4 separate regions of the Mus musculus genome follow, and all the other regions are linked to region 1. Evidence: chromatin loops called from intact Hi-C (ENCODE). Cell type or tissue: left cerebral cortex. All regions are shown on one strand. Each heading gives the region's core, and the rest is flanking DNA. Links, peaks and the distances in the headings are about the cores only.

What was found. Peaks named below come from ENCODE experiments on the same cell type or tissue, not always from the same donor. Only the 100,000 strongest peaks of a DNase experiment are listed, where the experiment ranks them.
Region 2: a loop joins it to region 1, with 2.5 times the contacts of the local background. A loop is called at or near these places in 4 of 42 quality-filtered maps.
Region 3: a loop joins it to region 1, with 2.6 times the contacts of the local background. A loop is called at or near these places in 3 of 42 quality-filtered maps.
Region 4: it touches region 1 in a loop (3-fold over the local background); 16 of 42 quality-filtered maps call a loop at or near these places.

Annotation. Positions count from the first base shown.
Region 1 is chr5:100,302,433-100,308,464 of GRCm38, forward strand. Gm45913 (predicted gene, 45913) reads left to right here. Exons shown (of 2, transcript NR_152163.1): 1 at 1-274; 2 at 3,888-5,926. Among named protein-coding and RNA genes, the nearest start is that of Gm45913, 3.1 kb to the left of the region's middle. In left cerebral cortex, for the core only: a CTCF peak has its summit at 2,212 (motif pointing left); DNase peaks (open chromatin) are centred at 535 and 2,186.
Region 2 is chr5:100,173,449-100,179,480 of GRCm38, forward strand. No RefSeq gene overlaps it. Among named protein-coding and RNA genes, the nearest start is that of Tmem150c, 17 kb to the left of the region's middle. In left cerebral cortex, for the core only: no CTCF peak of the experiment used is centred there; DNase peaks (open chromatin) are centred at 2,324, 2,841 and 4,883; H3K27ac peaks cover 593 bases.
Region 3 is chr5:99,924,682-99,930,713 of GRCm38, forward strand. It overlaps Vamp9 (vesicle-associated membrane protein 9), which reads left to right. Exons shown (of 6, transcript NM_001378420.1): 4 at 161-262. Among named protein-coding and RNA genes, the nearest start is that of Vamp9, 21 kb to the left of the region's middle. In left cerebral cortex, for the core only: a CTCF peak has its summit at 3,457 (motif pointing right); a DNase peak (open chromatin) is centred at 3,463.
Region 4 is chr5:100,066,921-100,072,952 of GRCm38, forward strand. Enoph1 (enolase-phosphatase 1) reads left to right here. Exons shown (of 6, transcript NM_026421.3): 6 at 879-1,845. The coding sequence ends at 1,015. Among named protein-coding and RNA genes, the nearest start is that of Tmem150cos, 8.0 kb to the right of the region's middle. In left cerebral cortex, for the core only: CTCF peaks have their summits at 3,475 (motif pointing right) and 4,833; DNase peaks (open chromatin) are centred at 3,476 and 4,847.

The DNA of each region.
Region 1 (6,032 bases), core at 318-5,317:
TCTTCACGGATCTTCACTTCATTGAGAGAGGCACTGCAGAGAACGCTGGCTTCCCTGCTGATCCTGGTCCCTCCTGCTGACTCATACTGATCGGACTGAGGCCTGGCTGTTTCTGCTAGGTCGTGCCACCGTGGCTGATTTGTGTTTACTATCCTGACTCTACTGAACTGGACTGCTGGTGTATCCATGAAGTGTTTGTGAGTGGATCTAGCTGCCGCTGCTGATTTCCTAACAACGCAGATTGGATTTGCTCCAAAGAACAATTTCTAAACAGGTCCTTTCCCCCCATATGCTAATAACCTTTCTTTTCCACAACCTCTGGTGGGTGGTGGGCTAGAAGGGAGGCTAAAGCATTTAAGAACCCTTATTAAAGGTAGGTTTGAAAAATCAAAACCTACAAGGAGGCAACATTGGAGCAGAGTCACTGGTAAATGTAGAACCCTGAGGCTGGAAAAGATGTATATGTGTGCATTTTTATGTCTATCCATGGCCACTTCAGACCCACTTAGATATGGAGAGGTGGGAAGCCTCATGCACTGCTTGTGGGGATGTGAGAGGGAGTGACGAAGTGGAAATGTGTGGGAGGTCCTCAAAATGGTAAAGCCAGAGTCACCATCTAATCCAGACCCTGCTCACAGTAGCATTATTTACAGAGCCAGAAGGTAGAAGCAACCCAAGTGTCCATCAGCAGATGAGGCACAGCCGCAGCCTCAAAGCACATGGAGGGAGAATGGAGAGAAGGTCAAGGGTCACAGAAGTCTGGCTCGGGGCTGTCACTTTACCAATCACAGTTTCACTGTCATGAATTTCCATTTCACAGAGGTGCAAAACTGAGGCCTAGAGACATTAAGTAACTTGGGATCTCTCTATGAAAAAACTGGGGCTAAATACTCAGCCCCAAGCCCTTTCAGACCAGCAGACAGTAGTAGATCCTGGCTGTACATCATGGTCACCTGGAGTGCCAGGAAACCCTTGCTCTAGAAGTGGCATTTTTAAAGAAGCACAGGTCCCACCTGCTCAATCAAACTCAGTATTCAACATTCAAACAGTGAAGCTGAGATCAGCCGCTGCTTTGCCAACAATGCCAACCCCCTGCAGATGCTGCCTCCAGCTGGGTAAATGCTAAGCGACTGATTGACATGAACTCTATCCAGGTCCTGTTTGCATTCTCATGGTTTGGACCTAGCAGCCTCAGATGGTGTGAGATGGCCCCGAGGCACCATACAGCAGACAAAGCCTTTGATATCCAGGCATGTGCAGCTGCAGGGAATGGAAGAACCAAGAACTTCATCCACCAAGAACTTGGGGAGAAGCAGGGGTAGCAAACAGAGGCGGAGGACTCCTGGGCACGAGGCAACCCCTGTGGGGGTATCGAAGCAGGCATCCCTCTTTGATATTTGGGGTTTTGGCCAACTAACTCACGGGTCTGGAAAAATCAGTTCTGGGCACTGGCCAATTATTGGCTATTTCTCCAGGCGTCTCTTAATTCTGAAGAGAGACAGGGAGATGCTTGCAGGTTCATAGCTGGAGACACAGATGGAGAAAATACATGACAGGACTAGGAAGTGGCTCAGCTGCTAAGATGCTTGCCACACAAGCAGGAAGGTGGGACTCCAATCCTCAGGTAAAGTCCCTGGAGCTCCAGCTTAGCCAAATCGGGGAGCTCTGCACCCGGATAGACCTAGCCTCAAATAAGGTGGAAAGAGATTGAGGAAGGCACCAGACATCGACTTGGCCTCCACACAAATGCGTATGAACACACGCACATACACATGCACATGTACACACACATACCTACACATACTTGTATGCACACACACATACACAAAAAGCAACGCATATGTGTACTCTGTACTCTGCTCTAGAACATAATGGCTAAGATGAGTCCAGGACTGCACCAGGTTAAACAACTTACCTGGTGATTCTGCATTCATAAACAGGCAATCATTTGTTGTAAACGGGCTTATTGTAAGGTTGAAAGATATAATATGTACAAATTTCAAGCCACCCCTGGCTCCTGGGGTGCCCTGGAATGCAGCCATAACCCTGCCTCATCAGGGAAGACTGTCGCCCTCACTTTAAGGTTATGGTTCTCTGATGGAGGTCAGATATCCTTCCTTGCCATGCCACAAGGCTGTGCACTTGGTGATATCTTAACATTATTGGTTGTCACAACTGAAACCTGAAGGGTGCTACTGGCCTCTAGTGGATAGAAGCCAGCTCTATTGCTAAGCACCCCACAAAACACAGTCTAGTAGTCAATAGTACTCAGTCGATCCACTAAGGAGGCTAGTACTCAGTCGATCCACTCAGGAGGCTAGTACTCAGTCAATCCACTCAGGAGGCTAGTACTCAGTCAATCCACTCAGGAGGCTAGTACTCAGTCGATCCACTCAGGAGGCTAGTACTCAGTCGATCCACTCAGGAGGCTAGTACTCAGTCGATCCACACAGGAGGCTAGTACTCAGTCGATCCACTCAGGAGGCTAGTACTCAGTGTAGTACTCAGTAGTACTAGAGAGAAGGATGGGGAGAGAAGAGAGAGAAAGGAACCTTGCTCTCATCTGTGTCTCAGGGAAGTTCTTCTTGAAATGACCCCTGCTTGTTCTCCTGGTGTAACTGTGGTTCTCCTGGCTTCTTACACTCTCTGGATCCCTGAGAGCAGTGAGGGATTGTACAGGATGTGTGTGTGTGTGTGTGTGTGTGTGTGTGTGTGTGAGAGAGAGAGAGAGAGAGAGAGAGAGAGAGAGAGAGAGAGAGAGAGAGAGAATGAGAGTGTGTGAGTATGTGTGAGTGTGTGTGTGTGAGAGAGAGTGTGTGAGGGAGTGTTTGAGAGAGTGTATGTGTGAGAGAGAGTATGTGTGAGAGAGAGTGTGTGTGAGAGAGTTTGTGAGAATGTGTGTCTGTGTGTGAGAGTGTGTGTGTATGAAAGAGTTTGTGAGAATATGTGAGTGTGTATGTGAGAGAGAGTGAGTGTGTGTGTGAGAGAGAGTGTGTGCCTGTGTGTGTGAGAGAGTGGTGAATGTGGGTGTGAGGGAGTGTGTGAGTATGTGTGAGTGTGTGTATGAGAGAGAATGAGTGTGTGTGAGAGTGTATGAGTATGTGTGAGTGTGTGTGAGAGAGAGAATGAGTGTGTGTGAATATGTGTGTGTGTTTTACACACTCGTGCATCCCCTAGAGCATGGATGGTGTCTCCCCAGCACAAAACACTTCATTTGCTGTCATTTCATCAAGTGAAAGCCTATGACTGGAGCGAGAGAACAGTAGTGTTTAGGGTCCCAGCACTCATCCCATCTAGGTCTCCAGGACGTCTTGGTAAAATGCAGGTGCTGACCCCCACCCTGCTGATTCCGCCTCAGCAGAATCTGAGGTGGGGACACAACTTTTTGGATGCTTGCTTGCTATGATGTGGATCTTGGTTGTCATCTTGACGGATCTGGAATTACCTAGGAGACACATCTCTGGGCGTGTCTGTGAGAGCATCTCCTGAAAGGACTGACTAAGGGAAGAAGGCTCAGCCACAAAGTGAGCTGCACCCTCTGACAGGCAGCCCATCACACACACACACACACACACACACACACACACACACACACACATCTCTAGCTCCCCCTGTAGGCTGAGTGCCAGGGTCTACAAAAGGGTCTCCATGGACTCCAGTGCCAGACAGAGGCCACAGAGGCATCATCTCTGTTGTCTGACAGCTATGATATGCCTTCAGTCACTGCTGGATGACCCAGGCCCCGTGTCAGCCAGTCTAATAAACTGCCTTTTATAATGTGCATGCCTCCTACCAACACCGCCTAACACAGCAAGTTCGGGTTGACTTGGAAGGGTTTTGGTCATTTTGGTTTTTGATATTTTTGGGTTTTGTTTTTGTTTCGACAGGGTCTCACTACATCCTGTGTTGAACTTAAGACCTCTTGACTCTGCCGTCAGAGTGCCAGGATTACAGATGTGCACCTGTGCTTGCGTTTGTAGCAGGTTGACAGGTAGTGCTGATACTGAGGACCCCAGTGCAAGCTAGAGAAGGACGCCAGCCTGTGATCCAGACCCAGCTTTGTGTGCTCGCTCATGACAGAGACCAGAGAGCTACAGAGTAGCCACTAGACGGCGTCAAGGCTCAAGACTTTGAGGCGATTCCTAGGCACTTGGTGAATGGCTCTCTCAAAATCAGAAGGGTTTCCACAAAGCCTTGGACACTGTGGGCTCAGAAGCAATACCTTATTTTTTTTTTTTTTATGGGTGACTAAAACGTTCTGAATTCAATACCAATAGTCCCTCTCTGGCATCCACAGTCTTCCACCATTGCCGCATACAGCTTCTCCTATGCTATTGCGTAAGTCTCTGAACAATTGCCCACATCTTCCAGGAAGATTCAACTAAAAACCTCAGAACTTCTCTCCTGGGCGATCCATCTCTGCCCTGTCAACATCTGTGCCTGGGCACCCCTCCATCTCTGTTACTTCAGACAGCGACCCTCACTGCCTTTAAACCTGGCTCTCCCATGCACATCCCGACAGGCTTTCTCCTCATCCCCCACATCCACTATTTCCATGGCCTATAACCACACCATCATTCCTCTCATGTACAAAGCATGTTTGTATCCTTTTGTTTATTGTTGGTTTGCTTTTTGCAAGCATGTAAAATTACATGTACACACACTGTACAAAATGTGGGTTCCTCTTGATGAGGTGCTGTTGGCAGTTGGTGGCTTCTGGAAGACAGTCAGTTTTCTTGGGGCTGTGACCCTTGAGAGGCTATGCATGCTCCAGTAGATGGTCCTACACCTGTGTAATCCAGACAGCACTAGACGGTCTCAGACTCAGTGCGGTTTTTGTTTGTTTTTAAAGAACATATGAAGTTGGGAGGGGAACATGGTGAGGAATGGGGGAGGCATCAAAAGAGAGGAAATGGGGAATAGGCTTGATCAAAACATACATACATATAAAAGAGCCCTTGATGGGAAGACATTTGTTACAATGTGTCTTGAGTTAAGAACTCAGACATTGTGATCATAACTGAGTTTGATAGCTGGGACTTAGATGTTGGAAGAAGAGACTGTACCTTCATAGATTGTCCTCTGAACCCCACTTGTGTGCCTTCAAGCACAAACACACACTATACACACACACTAAAATGCACACACATACACACACATAAATGCACACACACACACACACACACACACACCCTTAGTTGTCACAGGATGATGCTGTCAGCCCTTACTGACAGCACACATGACAAGTGACCCAAGCTAAATGACTGGGAAAAGGTGGGGTTAAGATTGTTTCCCAGCATCTGCCAAGGACGGCACTGTTCAGCTGCCGATCCGCCCTTGAACATGTCAGTCAACTAGTAGAAGTATTCGCAGTATTCGCACAAAGCACAAATTTGAGCTTCCCAAATCCAAGGCTCTGAAAAAGGAAATCCTTTGAACTCTGAAACATATTGAGTACCATAATGTCACAAGTAGAAAATTCCCCAGTAGACTTTCATGACAGGATGTGGTCAACACAGGCGCTAGGACACCAAACTGTAACTGCTGCTATGGTTTGGAAGTGTGCTCCAACAGATTCGTGTGTCGCAGGCTTGGTACACAATTGTGGATCAGTTGGTCAGTTATTCAGTGGTGTTTGGGTCATGAGAGATCAATGGATTCATTGTTTGATGAATCATTTGATCCCCATCATTTGGAGGATGGGGAAACTAAGGCGTGGGATCTGGTTGGAGGAAGCCACCAGGGCAAACGCCTTTGAAGATGTATCTTAATACCACTGCCCCCTCCCATTGCTCTACATGCTGGCTTTCACGGGGTGAGCATCTTTGTCTGTCACATGCTCTTTGCCATGACATCAAGCCTTACCTCAAGAAGCCATGGATTGAAATCTCTGAAACTGAGCTAAAATAAATGTCTCTGCTGTTTCTGTAGTTGTGAGAGGTCAGGCCAACACATTGTCTGCACTTTATGTATGTGCAGATGTCTGTGTGTGTATGTGTGTCAGTATGTGTATATATCTGTGTGTGTGTGTC
Region 2 (6,032 bases), core at 277-5,276, 130 kb before region 1:
GTGTGCTTTTAATATTGAGACAAGTTCCTAGCTGTGGGGCTAGGGGTGTAGCTCAGTAAAAGGACTTGTCTGGCATGCACTAGAGCCTATAATTTATCATCAGTGCCTCAACTCGGCCATGGTAGTACATACTAAACCCTGGCACTGGGAGGCTGAGGTGGAGCATCAGAATTTTAAGACCATCCTGGACCACAAGAGACTTTGTCTAATAAAACAAACGACGTCAGCTTGTTAATTAATACAGTCATTGTGAGCTGTATAGTTCTCGTGTTCACTGATGTTTCCAAATAACTTTCTAAAGGGTTGTAGCCATGCATAAAAGTATTAGTTTCTTATTATTTTCAGAGATTTAAATATAGTCAGTATAGTGCTTTCCCCCATTTCTCTTGTTATTTTTCTGGTAACCAGGGCTGACATTATCCTTCGATGTCCCTAACAAATTCTTTTAAGTTTATCCTCTTTATATTCACTTTGGCTTTGATGGCTTTTGACATGAAATAGTCTGAATATAAAGCCAAATGTTTCTTTCTTTCTTTTCTTTTTTTTTTTCTTAAAACATGAGCTCTGTATTTCCAGAATTACTTGAAAATGAAAAAGTCTCTTTCACCCAAAGATACTCACACATTCTTAACCATTTCTAAGGATTCCTGTGCACACGAGTGTATTTCTTCCTTTATTTTTAACTTTCTTTCTTTTTTTTTTTAGTTGGATATTTTATTTGTTAAAAGTCTAACACTCGGGAGGGGAGGAAGGAGACTCGGAAGTTCCAGTCATCCTTATGTGTATCGTGAGTTCAAGGTCCCTACGGCTACATGAAACCTTGTCTCAAAAACCAAGACAAAAGACCTGTCCAGCTGTTTGGCATGGCCTGATCATTTTCTCGTCTGGCTTCACTATGATTGTCCCTCCAAATGGACACATGTCCAGACTACCTCATCTCCAGGTTTCCAGCCTTCTTGTTCCACCCTTGGAAGGTCACCCCAATATTAAAGTTTTATGCTCCTTTTGATATGTTAAATGCTCCTTCAGTGGCAGCTGCCTGTGCAAGGTGGTAGAGACACAAATACGGATGTTAGACAAATGCTTGCTGAGTGAGCTTGCTTTCAGGGGTGGTTCAGGCTCATGAGCATGTCATGTCAATGAGATGTGATGGGCGCCCTCACAAAGACACACACTCCCTGCTCCCTATTATTTATTTGTTAAACAATTGACCCTAAGACCGTGTTGATAGATTGTGGATTATAAACTCCTAAATATATATTTATGTAAAGATCAACAACTGAGAGGGGTAATTAAGAAAGCACACAAACTGAAAAAGATCTTTTAAAAAACCAATTAGAATACTTGAATAGTTATTTTCTTGTTATGTCGTTGGCTTGGAATCGTGAGCAATACAGGTCTCGGGAAAGGCGTTAAGCTAATGTTTTTGTCACAACTTAATAATATTCTATAATTTGCTAGTACTCCACACTCCACCCACACCCCTAGGCCCACTTTGGGCAGGTGGTGAAATGCAGAGAACCAAGTCACACTAAGAGGAAAGTGAACCTTGAATCTGATGCCCACAGGCGGAGCGGAGAGTGGGCTGTGCCGAGGAACCTGCTTGGCCCCCGTCAGCAGGTCCCTGCCTTAGCCAGTTCATCACAGTGAAGACAGGCACTCGGTTGCTGCTTACTGAGCTGCAAGCCTTCTCATCTTCCCCCCTCAGAAATCCGAGGCTGCCCCTGACTCACAAAGCCCGATTTTAACACCCCACAACCTACTTGTTTCTCCTCCCTACCCTTGTGTCCTTGAAGGATGCCCAGGACTCTTTGGGCATCATGGTGACACGTGGAGGGTGTCTGGGGAAAGTTAGCATCAGCATGAATCCCAAGTGCATTCAGGGTCTTTTTTCCCAGAATAAAAGTAACAATAAACATTGATGACTCTTAAACAACAACAACAACAAAACAAAACAAAAAACAAAAAACAAACAAACAAACAAAAACAGGTTCCTGAAAACCTCCTGCCCCGAGGTCTCAGCCTGTCCTGAGGTCTCAGAGCATGACTGCCACTGACTGCTAGGTTTGCTGAACAGCTCAGCCCTGCACACACACACACACACACACACACACACACACACACACACACACACACACTTTCCTGCGCGTTAAACTACTGCCTGCAGTCTGGACCCTGGTCTTCCCAGATCCCAGCTCCTGCCCTCTCCCGCAGGTGGCCCTTCGCACTCAGAGCCTTCGACCTTGCAAAGGCTGGCTGCCTCTGTCATTTCCCTGAGGAGTGCTGGCTGAACCTCTCCTTGGCTGCCTTCTGCCAGTAGCTTTTGTCACTATGGATACAGTGGATGAGACTAACGAGGGCCCTCATTTTAGTCTTGGCCTGATGATTTCCACAGGTTCAGCATGATTCCTGCTGAGTGTGAGTTAGTGAGCTTGGGTGTAATTCCATAAGCATACAGGGCCGCTTTGCATGATCAATAGGCAAGCCAGGCTCTGGAGTCCTGGGTGAGGAGGTCCCTGTGGGGGTCAAATGAAGGTGTTGAAATTACCCAACAGTCTCCTGGGGAGTAGACTGCGTGCGTACAGGCGGGTTCTTGTGTTGTTAACTGGGTGAGCTTGATTTCTCTGGGTCTCAGATGTGAAATGGGCATGAGACAATCTTCCATCTCTTACAGACTGCCATTTCTGGTCTAGATTTGCCCACTCAGTAGGGGGAGGAGATAAGTCCTTCGCCAGTAGAGGTGTACAGATGAATCCGGATTGTAAACAACATCAAGAACAATCTTGGTTGGTGAATTAAAGCCTCAAACATTGAACAAGGAGAATGCATTCTGGTTGCCAGGCAACCAGCCTAGGCCCTTGTTGGCAGAGGGGCTCGGGTCTTTTTAGCTACAATTGGCAAGGTTGCTTGTGACCTTCTTATGACCAGAGCTTCAGGCCATCCTTGCTGACTGAAGGGACACTTGTGCTCTTCCTTGGGCTTTAAGTGTTCGGGGAGCACCAGGAAACTTACCTCCCTGGAAACTTATGTTCCAGAAGAACGTTCCACTCTTATTTCCATCCTACACACATTTAGCTAATATTTGAAAGTGTCCTCTACATCATGAGATTCTTCCCCCATTTGCCCCTGGGGGATTGCCCTTGCCCTAAACCAGAGAAGGCAAATACGGAAGCTTCTTCTTATTTATTTATTATAAATACACTGTAGCTGTCTTCAGACACACCAGAAGAGGGCATCGCATCCCATTACAGATGGTTGTGAGTCACCAAGTAGTTGCTGGGATTTGAACTCAGGATCTGTGGAAGAGCAGTCAGTGCTCTTACCTGCTGAGCCATCGCTCCAGCCCACACAGAAGCTTCTTGACTGACATAGGAATGCTTACCTTGAGAAGACATCGTGAACCTTAAATGCTGTCAGTGAGACACACATTTGTTGTACCTAGTCTAAGTAGAGAGATTGAAGGGGATATTCAAATGCATTTGCCATATCTAGCCTAACCTGGAAGACTGGGGTGAATTTGCACATTACAGACTTCCCTCTACACTGTAATGTAGGATTGGGAAGACGAGGAGGCAGAGCCAAGGCAGAGGGGAGTCTCAGCACGAGGCACCATGCTTTTTCCAGAGGAAGCTCCATCCATTACCAATGCATAACCAGCCAGCCATGATGGACACACCAGCCCATCTCTAAGTCAGGGATGTTGTCTCTCCCCTGATCTCTGTGTGGATGACTCCCTGTACAGCAGCCCTGGACTCTGCTGCACATCAAACTCCATCCAGAGGTGACACGTGTATCTTGATACCCCAGGAATGGAGTGAATTGGAAGAGCAGCCTAAACCTGTGAGAAAAGACAGAGCCTGAGGTCCTCTACAGAAACCACATGATACAGGAGTACAATGTTGGCATTTTACACACACACACACACACACACTCGTATGCACATGCACACACACACACGCACACTCATGCATGCACGCACACACAGAGGCACAGGTGTGATAGGCTCCTCCCGCTGGATCTCCCTTCCTTTACCACCACCTTTCTTCATCCTGTTACTATTTATAACCTGTCTCCTTGCTTTTACTCACACTTCTCAATGATTGTCCATTCAGCAGCCACAGTGGCTAAAAACAAGCACATTAAACAAACACACTTTTCTAAAGCGGCTTCTCTCTGCACTAAAATGAAAGTCAAGCACCCCGCCCCCCCCGCCCCCCCCCCCCCCCCCCGACTACAAGGTTCTGTGTGGTCTGGAGCCTGGACAGGACTTCAGCCTTATCCTGGCCCAGGCCCAACCTCATCCAGTTCCAGCAACACTGGCTCCAGTACTAGGCTAGCCCAGGTCAAACTCCCTTTGCACTGGGAAGTTCTTCCACGTGGCTGACTCTCTCTCACCTTCTATTTTCTCTCTCATCACTAGGTGTTCTAGCTCAAAGCATTCAGCACAATAAGGAATCCCAGCCATTACAGAGTGGCTTAAAAACTTAGTTATTGTAGCTTTCTTCCTCCAGAGCACAAGCTCAGTGAGAGCAGAAGACACTAATCTGCCTTGGTCAGGGTTTTATCCATGTCTACTCCACTGTCGGGCTCATATCAGATTAGTTATTCTTATTCACTATTGGTTAATAAAGGAGGGACAAGGGAGAGTAGATAGGTCAATCTTATACATTTGCATGTAACTACACACATGCACCTAACAGTTACCCACATAGAGCTTTCTGTGTGCTGGGGACTGTTCTAGTTCTTCATAGAGACAACTCATTTAGTTCTTCATTAATGCTAATTAGCAGGCATTGCAGCCAGTCCCCAATAAGCAGGCACTGCAGCCAGCCTCCAATAAGCAGGCACTGCAGCCAGCCTCCAATAAGCAGGCATTGTAGCCAGTCCCTAATGAGCATGGATTGCAGCCAACCCCTTTGATAGTGAAGAAAGCAGAGGCACAAGATAGTTGATGACATCAGAGGGCGAATGCTGGGCTAGGTTCTGGGGTCTCTATAATGAGGTGCCATAGACTGAATGTCTTAAACAAAGAATTAATCTTCCCACAGCTCTGAAGTTTGGAGGCTTCCACTTCAGGTGCCAGCAGGACCTGTTTCATTCAGGGCCTCCCTACTCCGTGGGCTGGTACCCAGGCTCTGCTGTCTCTTTGCCTGGCCATTTCTCTTTGCTCATGTGATCCTGTCCTGGTTGTCTCATAGGAACAGCCAGGTTTGATTCTGGTCAACCCTAGTGGCCTAATAGCGACTTGGTTGCCACTGTGTGGTTTCTTTGTCTGCAAACAGCCACACTCTGAGGCACTGGGGACTGGGGATTCATCGTATGAATTTTGGGTGCAGTTTGGCCATAGCAGTAGAGAAGACACAGCAATTCATCTGTATCTCTCCAGCACTCTAGTTGAATCCACCATGCCATGAAAACGTTGAGTGTCTCCCAACAGTTGGCACTGTTTTGAGTTTCCTAGCATGGCAGACAATCTCTGCTGCCCACTCAAGACCCATCTCAGCACTTCTCCTCACCCTTTCTCTTGCCAACAAACCTGGCTTTGGCCCAGGAGGCAGTGTGAGTGACTTCAGCACTCAGTCTTGATAACTCTGCCCCACTGTCACTTTCTATTCACTTCCTCAGTCCTTCCTGCATGGGGTGGGAACAGGAGCGTGGCTTAATTCTTTTTGTTTTGTTTTGTTTTGTTTTGTTTTGTTTTGTTTTTCTCTAGTGACAAGAAGCCAGCTGTGGTGGACCTGCACTTGGATGAGACACTAAGAGCATGTTGGATCTGCTTTCTGTCCATTCTGTGGGTCTGTTTCAGAGCTTTGTTGGGGGAGAGGCAGAAGGGTGGGGTGTGGGGTGTGTGAGGCAGGGGATGAGTAGTGTGGCAGAGAGGCTGGGTGCTCTTCAGGACTGAACACTGGCAACAGGAGGGAGGCGGAGACAATGCAGAACAGCTGGACCTAGCCACACTGCTTCTTCCAGACATCTTAGTACCAGAGAGTGCTGCTAAATATCCACACACAGCCCTTTCCTTCATTCTTCCT
Region 3 (6,032 bases), core at 625-5,624, 380 kb before region 1:
TTGATAAGTACCATGTCTTATAGCAGAAAGGATAACCTGCCACCAGAATGCCAGCAGTGCCTCAAGTTTCTGCCATGCTTTGCTTCAATAGAACATTTACTCTGTTGTTCTGCACTTGGAGTTAGCCATACAAGTTACATATTTCCATTCATTTCCCCAGGTTAGTGATATTTTTACAAGAATTCCTTTGATGTCACAAGAACATTTTTTTCCTTCAAATGCACTTGCTACAGATTTTCAACAAATACTAGCACAGCACATGGTATGTACCTCAACTTGTATCATAAGCTCATCAACACAACTGTAGAGTCGGTCTTAAGAGTGGGAGGGAAGGGTGAGACCTGTGTGTGAGGAGCTAAGGCTCACAGTGGGGGTGTCCCAGAGCATCAGAGAACAGGCGTGGTGTGCCGCCGCCGCATCATTCACGTTCTTATATGCAGCCATTTCAGAGGGAAGGAATAAATACAAATATACGAATTGCTTATTTTAGTTTAAAAGTAAAAAGATAAACCAAAAACATTTAACTGGCTGCCTGTATGGGACTGGGGAAGCAAAGAAGGGCTGAGCTGAGGCTAGAGAGATGGCTCAGTGGTTAAAAGCACTAACTGTTCTTCCAGAGGTCCTCAGTTCAATTCCCTGCAACCATATGGTAGCTTATAACCATCTGTAATGGGATCCAATACCCTCTTCTGGTATGTCTGAAGACAGCTACAGTGTACTCATATACATAAAATAAATAAATTTAAAAAAAAAAGAAGGGCTGAGCTGTCAGAGAGAGACACTAGTTATCTGTATAAAACCTGGGTTGAAAATTTGACTTTTAAACCATGTAATTGTTTTGTATAATTAGAAAATACTGTTAAATTAGAATTTAGAACTAGTCCTTATTAGATGAAATAAGATGTCACTAAAGGGCAAACACTCTGTAATTCTGTTTATATGAAGTACCAAGAATAATTAACTTGCTCTAGATGGAAAGTGGAGTATAGCTCCAAAAGATGCAGAGAGGGGAGTGGGCGGCTGGAGTTGATCTGGAGGCTAATGTCCACTACATAACTTCTGTGGATTGCCCTGGTTGTTTGTATTTTGATGTTAATTCTGGTTAAGTTTTGGAAGCTGTGTTTTGTGCTTCTATATTTTCAGGTAATTTCTAACAGAGTTGAAGACTGGTTGTAGTCTCATAGCCAACTCAAGCTGTTTAGTATCGAGAGAGATGATATAGATTTGAAAGGATGGTTTTCAGATGGTATACAAGCTAAAACCAAGAAATAATTCAAATATAAAATTGTAAGCCTTTTAAGTTAAGATAGATGGTAGGGTGTTTTATCTAATTTGACAAAATTGATGGACTGGGTGTTAAGTGTATCTTTATAAATTACATAATTGTAATAGTTGTGCTCACTAAATATCTGAGAGAAAAGAGCCTTTTAATTAAACAAAAAGGGAGAAATCTTGTGGATTGTCCTGGTGCTGTTTGTATTTTGATGCTAATTCTGCTTCCTCAAGAGGACCTGCCCTAACAAGGAGTGGATCAAGGATGTACTCGGGTGATTTCAGTGAACCTCCTCCCTATTTTAACTGGTCAAATAAAGACTAGAGCCTGTGATTGGGCAGTGGAAGGGAAAGGTGGGACTGGAGGGTTTAGAGAGGGAGAGAAAGGAAGGAGGACAGACAGAGGAGGAGAAATGAAGATGGAGGAAGAGAAGGTGGAAGATGGAGCAGAACCACATGGCCTGGAAAAGCCACAGGTAGCAAGGGATCTCACAGCTGGGGAATAGAGCAGATCTGCCCAATCTAGGTGTGAGCTTATAAATATTATAACTGAGTTGTTTGTTCTGTGCATGGGCTTATTGAGGCTGGGGATTTACTTCAACACATAACAATGAAATGCACTAGTGCCACCAAATTACACACTTGACATTGTTACAGTGGTAAAGTTTTATGTCAAAATATGTGTCAAATAGTCTGAAGCAGTCATTTGAGTGTCCATTTCTAGTGGTATTACAGCCTAATGAAGGAGACCTGAAAGTACATTTTAAGACATTTATTTCCAAGAGTCACCCTGTTTACTAATAATACTGGTATTGCTATTCTGAAACTGGTTTATATAGATATGTTAATTTGATTAAGAGTCAAGAATCTTAGCTATAAATATTCTTAGTTATAAAGAGAAAAATCAAAGAAACCAAGGGAAATCATCCAAGTCTCCAAAGACAAAGAAGTTTCAGTCTGTGCCTATCCACTTAATAAAACAAAGTGAGACACAGTGACCAACTCAACAGGAGTGAGCACATAAGTGAGAGATTATAGTCTCTAACTGTCACCCACCGAATGCAGTCAGGATGATCTTAGTGTAGGACAGAGGACACATAAACCAGAGCATGTTATCATGCCTGCAACAGCGAAGCAGTCAAAACCAGCCAAAGTCAGGAGCCAGCTGCCACTAGTCAATAATAGAATAATTCACGCACTGGAGACAACATAAGTATGTTCAGTTCCAGGATTCCTAGATGGTACCAAAGTGGGCACCTCTCACCAGCCAGCTTTGGAAGACAGGAGCACTGTCTCTCATTGGCCTAAAAGCTTAAAGGCAGGACAGGGGCAAGCACTCACTTTGACTTTCTATATGGCCTCTACCTCAAAGGAAGCAAACGGAAGCAATTTGAATGGGTCAAATTGTATTTTTCCTTTTTCTTGTTTTTTTTTTTGGTGGGTAGGAGTTAGTTTGTTTGCATTGTTTGAGACAGGGTCTTGCTCTGTAACCTAGGCTGTCCTCAGACTTGTGGCAGGCGGTGCTCTTGCCTTGTCACACACACTAAGATCACACACATGAGCCAACATGCGCAGCTAAATTAGCTATGCTACGTTTTTCTTCCTGGATCTATTCCAGCTAGTTAATGATGGAGTGCTGATACTGTCTTACCATCCTTAACAAAATAATAAACCTATATAATTATTATTAGCACTAAATGTCTGGAGCCCCGCCCCAGCCTGAGCAGTTACAGAGTTGTGGCCTCTATCAGAGGATCGATCGGTCAGTTTTGTTTCTTTCTTTAAGGGTGTGGCTCCTGTTGGGTGGAGCGATCCAGGTAAATGGTCACACAGCCATGGTCAGCCAGACTGGACTAGTGGGTTAGAAAATAGAGAACATGAAGCTTGCTGAGTGAGGACATAGAAGTTATATATGAGAGGAATAGAGAGTAAACACAGTCAAAATATTGTGGATGGAATTCTCAAAGAATTAATAAAAACATTCTGTTTAAGAAATGATCAGAAACAAGGAAAAAGCTGATTAGGAACTTAATCATTTAAAAGATGCGTCTGAAATACCCAACCCCACCGGTTTTTGCATTGTTTTTTGTTTTTTGTTTTTGCTTTTTAACAGTTATTTCATTTCTTTTTATTTATGATATGAGTCTGTACCTATGAACGCACATGAATGCAATGCCCATGGAGACCAGAAGAGGGCACTGGATCCCATGATCTGGAATGTGAGGCAGTTGGGAGCTGCCCAGTGTAGATGCTGGGATCAAAGCAGAGGTCTACAGCAGCAGCAAGCACTAACCCAACAACTGGGCCATCTCTCCAGACCCCCCATTTCTTTTACTTGGAACAGATCACAAATGTCTTTGTCACCATTGCTCAGGGGGAAATGCTGATCTCCGTATCATTCCAGTTTAGTGTGTGCTGCCAAAGCAGATGTCTCGGTGGTCCTTCCTAAGTTTAAAGAAGAGACCATCAGCTGGCGTGGTGGCGCACGCCTTTGATCCCAGCACTTGGGAGGCAGAGGCAGACGGATTTCTGAGTTTGAGACCAACCTGGTCTACAGAGTGAGTTCCAGGACAGCCAGGGCTACACAGAGAAACCCTGTCTTTAAAAAAGAAGAAGAAGAAGAAGAGACCATCAGCCTGGAATGATTGGTGCGGGCCTTTAATCCCAGCACTCTGGAGGCAGAGGCCAGCCTGGGGAGCGAGGAGGGAGGGAATATCACCATTCTGATAGGACAGAAGCGCACAGCACACATCTGAACACTCTCGGAAACACCAAGCCTGACCCTGAAGCAGTTCCACATCCATTTCTAATTCCCTGGAAACAGAGCGGTTGACATGCTCAGTTAAATACATTTAAGTGTGGGTAACAAAGGTAAGATAGGATAGCCATGACAGGTAGCACAGCATAGAAAAGAACCCATAGACTAAATGAAGCTGAAGAGATGCGTCCATCCAATCCAACATGCACCTGTGGACGCTGGCATCACAGGAGAAGAACCATGGCTCGCTTTTGAGACGTTTGTCTGAAACGGAGATATTAGGTAAATGACAATGGTGCCGTGGTTCTGTTTTCTGGGAAACGAGACTATGTCTTATAGAGAGTAAAACTGTAAAGCCTGCCCTCTCAGGCTGAAGCACAGCAGCAGCTCCGGGAGGTGCAGCAGAGGTGAGACGAGTTTGGTCACATGTGTGCACTGCTGAAACTACAAAATATATATTTAAAAAAGAAAAAAAAAACTTTTATTTCAGCTTTTGAATGGCCAGACCCTTATTTTTATGCTCTCAAGTCACCCTTTAAAAGATCTCCTCTGCTCATTTTAATATGTTTGTCAGTTCTTTGAACAGTTCCATACATGAATTCAGTGTCTTTTGATTATATTCCTCCCCCACCCCATCCCATAATTCCTCTCTCATCAGCCTCTGCCACCCTCAACTTCACTCTCAACTCCACCTTCATACAAAAGGTATTATCGTTTTGTCTTGTGGGCATTTGATCTCATCTTTTTAATAAGTTGTTCTCACGTAGCTGCCCTGTCCAGTGCCCCACTCACCTCTGCTTCCCAACACTGGAGCAGGGACGGGGTGGGGGGCATAGCCAGTGCAAGGGGCAGGGAAGAAAACAGGAGACATGCAAACTGGGAGGGAGAGCTAAAATTTTTGCATCTTTGTTTGCAGGTTACATGATTGTGCAAGAAATCAAAAAGAATTAGCCAAAATATCCTTGGACCTAAAAGCATTTATAGCAAGGTTACAAAACACTAAAAAGTCAGCTAGAAACAAGCAAGTGGAGTTAAATTTAAGAACAACATCACTTACATTTGCACCCAAAATTTAAATGCTTTTATAAAATTTAACAAAGTATAAAAAATCCTATACAAAATTTTTAAATGAAAGAAATTTAGCAATTACGCAGAGAGAAACTCTGTATTTAAAAAAAAATGAGGCTGGTGAGATGGCTCAGCAGGTAAGAGCACTGACCGCTCTTCCAGAGTCCTTAGTTCAATTCCCAGCAACTACATGGTGGCTCACAACCATCTGTAGTGAGACCTGATGCCCTCTTCTGGTGTGTCTGAAGACAGCGACAGTGTACTTACATACATACAATAAATAAACAAATCTTTTTAAAAACAAAAGAACAAAACCTAGTAAGTAGACATGTTTATAACCACAGCTCCGGAGGAGCCAACACCCCCTTCTGGCCTCCACAAGTGATGTATCAGCTTGGCTTTGGAAACCTGACTGGAGGATGAAGGAAAGAAGAAAGGACAGACACACAGATGGGCTTACAGAAAAGCTGGGATCAGGTGGGCCATACTCTCTGGATGGAGTGCCACTAACTAAACACAGCCCAGAACCTCAGTGAGGTTACAAGGAGGAGGAGGTGGAGGAAGAGGAAGAGATGGCTAATCTCAGGAGGAGGTGTCTGTAGGGGGCTGTGTTAGGCTGTAAACATAAGGAAGAGGAAGCTGCAGTATTTACACAGTGGTCCACCTCCTGTAAATACTCACACTTGGACCAGAGGAAGGCTTTGCTGGTTCCCTGGGGTCTGATGCTTCCTCTGCACCTTACACATTCTCTCAAGGCCTCCCCTGCTCCCCACACGGGCATGCACACACTTGCACATAATCTGCAGGCACACACATACACATAAATGTTTTAAGGCAGCTGGAGAGGTAGCTCAGAGGTGGCTTATGCAGAGGACTTGGGTTCAGTTCCCACCACCACATAGTGGCTTACAACTGTCAGTAACTCTGGTTCCAA
Region 4 (6,032 bases), core at 507-5,506, 240 kb before region 1:
AAGGTAAGGAGGAGGCTCCTTTGAGCTGTGCAAGAGAATGGGGTAGGCATGAAGGCGGGGGCTACGTTGTCCTCAAGTTTGTCAAGGGTGGTTCCTAGCACGCAGTAGATGCATTTACAGGTGATGCTAGCTATGGTTTTCACATAAAAGTCAAATGGAGAGAGGACTGTAATCCAGGGTACATTAGAGAGGTCTCCTGTAGCACCCGGCTTACCTAATCTCATCTGACTGCTCTTGTCTTTACTCTTCACCCAGCACCAGCTCAATGCCTGATCATAAGTACCACAGCCTAGAGAGGGGATGGACAGTCATAAAGCCCTTGCTAGGGCAGCTAAGTACGGGCTGTAAGGAGCACACAGGTTCTGTAATGCAGGGTGGGGCTGCAGGTTTTGAGTGGAATCTTGAAGAGTAGGAAATTGTGGAGTCTAGGCAGGGGCATGGCATGTTGGGACCTGAGATGGTGAGAGCATATACTTTACCTGCATTAGATCATAGGACTCCTTCGCCCTGATCTACTTAATAATTGGTGTTCGACCCCACAGCCTGCCCTTTGAGAAACAGCTCAGCTCTTTGGGGTGACTTGGAAGAATGGACAAAGGGCGTGGGCCAGAGCAGCCTGTGTGGCATTCATCAGTGGTTCTAATTAAAGCGTAGAATAGGACAGGCTGTTTTCTGCTACATACAATTAGGTGCTCCTTAGCGTAGAATTTATATATGTAAAGACTTAGACTTCTTCCTCACTGTGCCACCTTTTAGCTACAACAAAATCCACCTGGCTCACACCCAGTTCTCTCTCCCTGGTGACTTGCCCTCTCTCGTCTTAGGCTGTCACCTTGGGCGTCAGGCCCTGGTGTCTGACCTGTACTCTGATTCCGCAGAGGCCAGTGCTGCTGAGGAGGCGGACGTGCACGTGGCTGTGGTGGTGCGACCTGGCAACGCGGGGCTCACTGACGACGAGAAGACATACTACAACCTCATCACGTCCTTCAGCGAGCTCTACCTGCCGTCCACCTAGAGCCAGGTCTGAGGAAGAATTGCCGTCCCCTAGTGTCTAGCTTTATTCTAACTGTAAAAGTAACGTACTTATGTGTGCACACAGACATGTGCAAGGGTATATACATGGACATGTGCTCAGATTAGTTTCCATGGGCACATAATGTGAGAAAAGTTGTCCGTTCCATGAAGACCAAATTCATGTAAAGACACTTTATGTGTAGACCATAAATCTGTCTTACCAAGCCCGGGGTGTATTTGAAACTGCAAAATACTAATCAAATTTGTGATGTTTATCAAATTGTTTACCAAGTGGAAAGCTAGTTCTGAGAAATTATTATCCAGAGCCTGTGTTATTTTAAAGACTGGACTTGCTTCAAAGGTACCCATACGAGGAGCCCACCGTCCCTGTCCCTCGAGGTCACGTCCCACCGCTGCACTAAGGACTCACGGCCCAGCGTCCACAAGACTGAGGCCCTGTCCCTGCTCAGAGAACAGATCCGGAGCAGGTGGTCTGGTCAGTCAGGATGGAACAGTGCTACAAGCACCAGCCTGCCTCTGAGCAGTGCTCGGAACAGCTGAGGCCGTGGCGGGCTCCACTAACCCCCAGTGTTATCGTGTTTTATAGCTGCCTTTCTGTGTCTTACACAGTTTGAGAGTATATGTTAATGACTATTTTTTTTAAAAATGTTCTATTGAAACCAGTGTAACAGCACAAAGAGCTCTAATGTGTAACACTTCCTCTGAAATGGATATAAAGATGTAAATTTTATAACAGCACTGTTTATTCTGATGCATTCTGATGGGTCAGTGTCGTGTCATTAATTAATAAAGGCATTTTCTTCTCATACAGTTTCATACAGACGTGTGGATTGTGCCTCACTCTGTCAGAGGCAGAGAGGAAAGCGAGGCCGAAGCCACTGGGAGAGTGAACTTCTTTAGATTTTGCATTGGGTGTGTGCGAGGCATGTCTGTTTTAACAGTATAAATGAACGTCACTGCGTCACTTCAATTTGGATTCAAACGTTATTTCGACTTAATTCAGACAGCATTCAATGTGTAAGGAAAGTTTCTTGGCGTTTTGATAACCATGGTTTTCGCCCCCTCATTTTAATTGGTGTGTGTGCATGTGTGTGTGTGTGTGTGTGTGTGTGAGTGTGACAAACAGACAGACAGACAGACACACACACACACACACACAGAGGGAGGAAGGGGACAGGCTGGACAGTTTGTGGTGGTTAGTTCTCTTCCCTTCCATCTGGGGCAGGGGTCAGACGGAGGCTGTGGGTCTTGCTAGTGGCAGGGAACTTTATCCACTGAGCCCTCTCGTTTGTGTTATGTTTGGTTTTTCTGAGACAGGGTTTCTCTGTGTAGCCCTGGCTGTCCTGGAACTTGTTCTGTAGACCAGGCTGGCCTCGAATTTAGGGATCCACTTGCCTCTGCCTCCTGAGTGCTGGGATTAAAGGTGTGGGTCACCACTGCCCTCTCGTTTTTTTAAAAGGCTATATTAAAAAAATACTTAAAGGAAATAGTTATTTTTGTAATTAAGAAAATGGTGTAGGAATCATTTTGGGGGGATGCATTGGATAAGGGGTAAAGTCTTGGAAATATGAGGAGGAAGGGGACAGGAAAAAATGTTACATTGATTCAGGTTTTGTCACTAGGAAATAGAATAAATTCATGTTAAGTCATAGAAATGGGAATAATTTGTAAATGGTGAAATCACATCCAACGAAAGGATTCACTTCATGCGTACATATATATTTGTAGACAAGTTCATGGGCAGATGGCAGACAGATTATCCTTTAATAACAGCAATTAGAAAAGTAAGGACTTGAGAGACAGCCTGGTGTGGTGGCACATCTCTTTAATCCCAGCCCTGGAGGAAAGCCTTTAATTGTGGCAAAGGTAGGAACTCTGTTCCAGGCCAGCTTGCCTATAGGAGTAGTTTCAGGATCTCCAAGGCTACTCAAACAAAAAACCAGCCAAACAACAACAATAAGTCAAAATTAAAAACAAAAATCAAAAACATCTTTAAGGGGCCGGAGATGGCTCAGTGGTCCTTGCAGAGGACTGGAGTTTGATTCCTTGCGGTGGCTCACAACCATCTAATTCTGATCCCAGGACATCTGACGCCTCTCCCTGCACCAGGCTCTCGTGTGGTCCACAGGCATACATGCAGTCAGATGTGTGTGATAACATTTGGGTTTTTCCCGGTCTCTCTGTTTATAGCCGGGGGCAAGGGACTCCTTGTCAAGCTAGATATATTTTGGTGTTTTTCCCTCAGTAGCACTGACTTCCAGTGTTTTACCGTAGTTTGAGGGAGAGAAATCTCAGAAGCTGGCTCTAATCAGCAATTCTGGAGCTGAGAGGTCTGCTGTTTAGGCTGGCTTTGGTGGCTGAGAGTCACTGATGTTTCCAGGGTTGGTTGACAGCAGGGCCTTAAATGCCTGTGTGGGTGCAGGACCGGCTCTGCCCAGCAGGTGGTGCTGCTTCCCCACAGCCCCGTTGAAAGGCATCAGGTGGGAACAGGGAGGGAGCAGGGACATGACTAACAGTTCATTTATCTTTAAAAGCCAGTAACAGGCTATTGCAAGAGCAGAGGAGTTAGACAAAGTTTTGGCAGTAATACCAACCACAACCCACCCGCTAATCCCCTTTCCTCTCCTGTATCAAACACATTTTAAAAAATACATTCCTTTTGGGTAGACAAGTTTTAGCAGCAGTGTTTAAAGGGGCTTGTTTTCAGGAATTTTTTTTTTTTTACTCCTATAAAAAAATAATTAAATATACTATGTCCCATAACAGTTTGCTATACTACCACCTGTGCCTTGATGTCCATATTATACCATCCTCAGTAATGTTCAACAATAATTTGCAGAGCTCGGCCTGGTGACTTGCAGTTACAATCCCTGGCAGGGGCCAGCCTGGTTTACATAGGGAGTTCCAGGCTGGTAGCCAAGGCCACGTGAGCTCTGTCTCAAAACAAATCAAAAATCCCGCAGTTGTTGCTGATAGAGTAATGAGTAAAATCTGCCCTTGAGTTTCTCTCAGGTTTATTCTGTCAAGACGTGAGTCCTGGGCTGACATGAGGGCACATTGTCCCTATGGTCAGCATGCATATCCTCTAGAGATGTTAGGAAACCAAACAAAGACAAAGTAAGGTCTGGGAGGGCGGGCAGGGCTTGTAACCTAATCATGGGAGACCAGATAGAGAAGGGGAGAGAACACTGTGTGTGGATTAAATGTAGAGATTTAGGTAGAAGTGCTGGGACTGGGGACTAGGGAGCCCCGTGGCTGAATACAGTTAGAGAGGTCTACAGAAGAGGCCTGACCATTAGGTTGTTGGATCCTAGTGAAATTCTTAGCCTGTACTCTAGATGTGGTCGGAAGCTACTGGGGAATTCTGAGCGGGACTGGGTGACTTAAATTGTGTTTGATGGAGAATGGGTTGCTATAGGAAGACCTATGAGAGGAGAGAGTTGGAAGCAGAAAGCGCTTGGGTGTTTTTAAAAAAGATTTAGTACGCGCGTGTGTGTGTGTGTGTGTGTGTGTGTGTGTGTGTGCCATCATGTGCTTGTGGGTGGAGGCCAGAAGATGGCATCAGATCTGAAACTGGAGTTACGGGGAGTTGTGGGCCACTTGAGGTAGATGCTGGGAACTACACGTAGGTGTTCTTCAAGGGCAGCAAGCGCTCTTTGCTGATGCTCCATCTCTTAAGGTCTCACTCAGGTATTTTGACCACAAAGGAATAAGGCGTTTTTACATAAACCAATGGAAGGCTTAGAGGAGGGACAGTTAGGGGAACCACCCCAGGAAGCCCCACAGTGGTGAGTTTGGGAACCGCCACGGTTGTCACAGCAATGGCTAACCCATGAAGCTGGCCAAGAAGTGGGGTACAAGCCTGCTTATTACAACCTCTCCAAACACTTGCATTTTAGTGACCTTAGAGTGTTTTACATCTCACTGAGTAACTCAGTTCCAGACCCTCCTGTAGGTATGTCTGGGAAATGTTTTTAATTTTTCAACTCCGCTAATTGCTCTGTCTGCCGGATCCTGTATCGGAGACTATTGTATGGAAGGGCTAGCAGTGGCTGGTTTTGGTGTGGTAACACCAGAAATGGACATGGATGTCTTAGAGGTGTTGATAACCACTTTAGGTTGACAGGACTGGAAAGGGAAACGCCTACAATTTTACCTTGAGTAACTGGATAGCTGTTGCTATGGAGACAGTGACTTGATGTGTAAAGTGGAAAGCTGATGTAGACTGGGAGACAGAGGTAAGAAGTAACCAAACCAGTGAGTGCGAGCCCAGAGCCTAAAGCTCTGGCCTGACCGCAGAGCAGGCTGAGGTTGAGAGCTGATCGGCATAGAAATGCTGTTAAATCATGGAGTTTTGACTAGGGGAAGAGTTAGACCTGAAGTTTCAACTTTTGAGATTAAGCCTAAGAAGGAAGCAAGCCAAGCAGATGAAGAAGAGACTATGATGAGCCCTGACAGTAATGCAAGCGAGGGTCTAACTCCATTTTAATCCCCCCGCCCCCCATAGGGTTGCGGTCTTTGTTACTGGGTGTTAGGATTTTCAGTGCGCCCGGGAGAGGTGGGGAAAGGGATCATATAGAAACCCCTATCTGCCAAGAAAACACCAGGACGTGTTATTCAAAGCCCTAATTCACCAAAGATCATATTTTTCTGATCTTCCTAACAAGCTTTTAGGCCAAGTATATTGTTTGTCCAACTATTACCCATCATTCCATTCAGCTGTGCTTAATACATTTGTCTTTTAACTCTTTCAGCAAAGTGGCCTGGGTAGCTGCCAGAACTGGCAGAGTTCCAAGCTCGGGAAGGTACGGCCAATCCCTTCGAGCCGTTACGGGCATTGTCAGACGGTTGCTGTGGTGGCTCGCCAGGACTGTTCCTTGAAATTCCAGTGTTCAAATCCCAACGGGGTAGGCATTCAGGAGATAATTGGATGAAATGAAGTGTAGTAGCACCCATCTAGACCCTAGTACCCTGGAGGCTGAGCCTGGACCATCTGA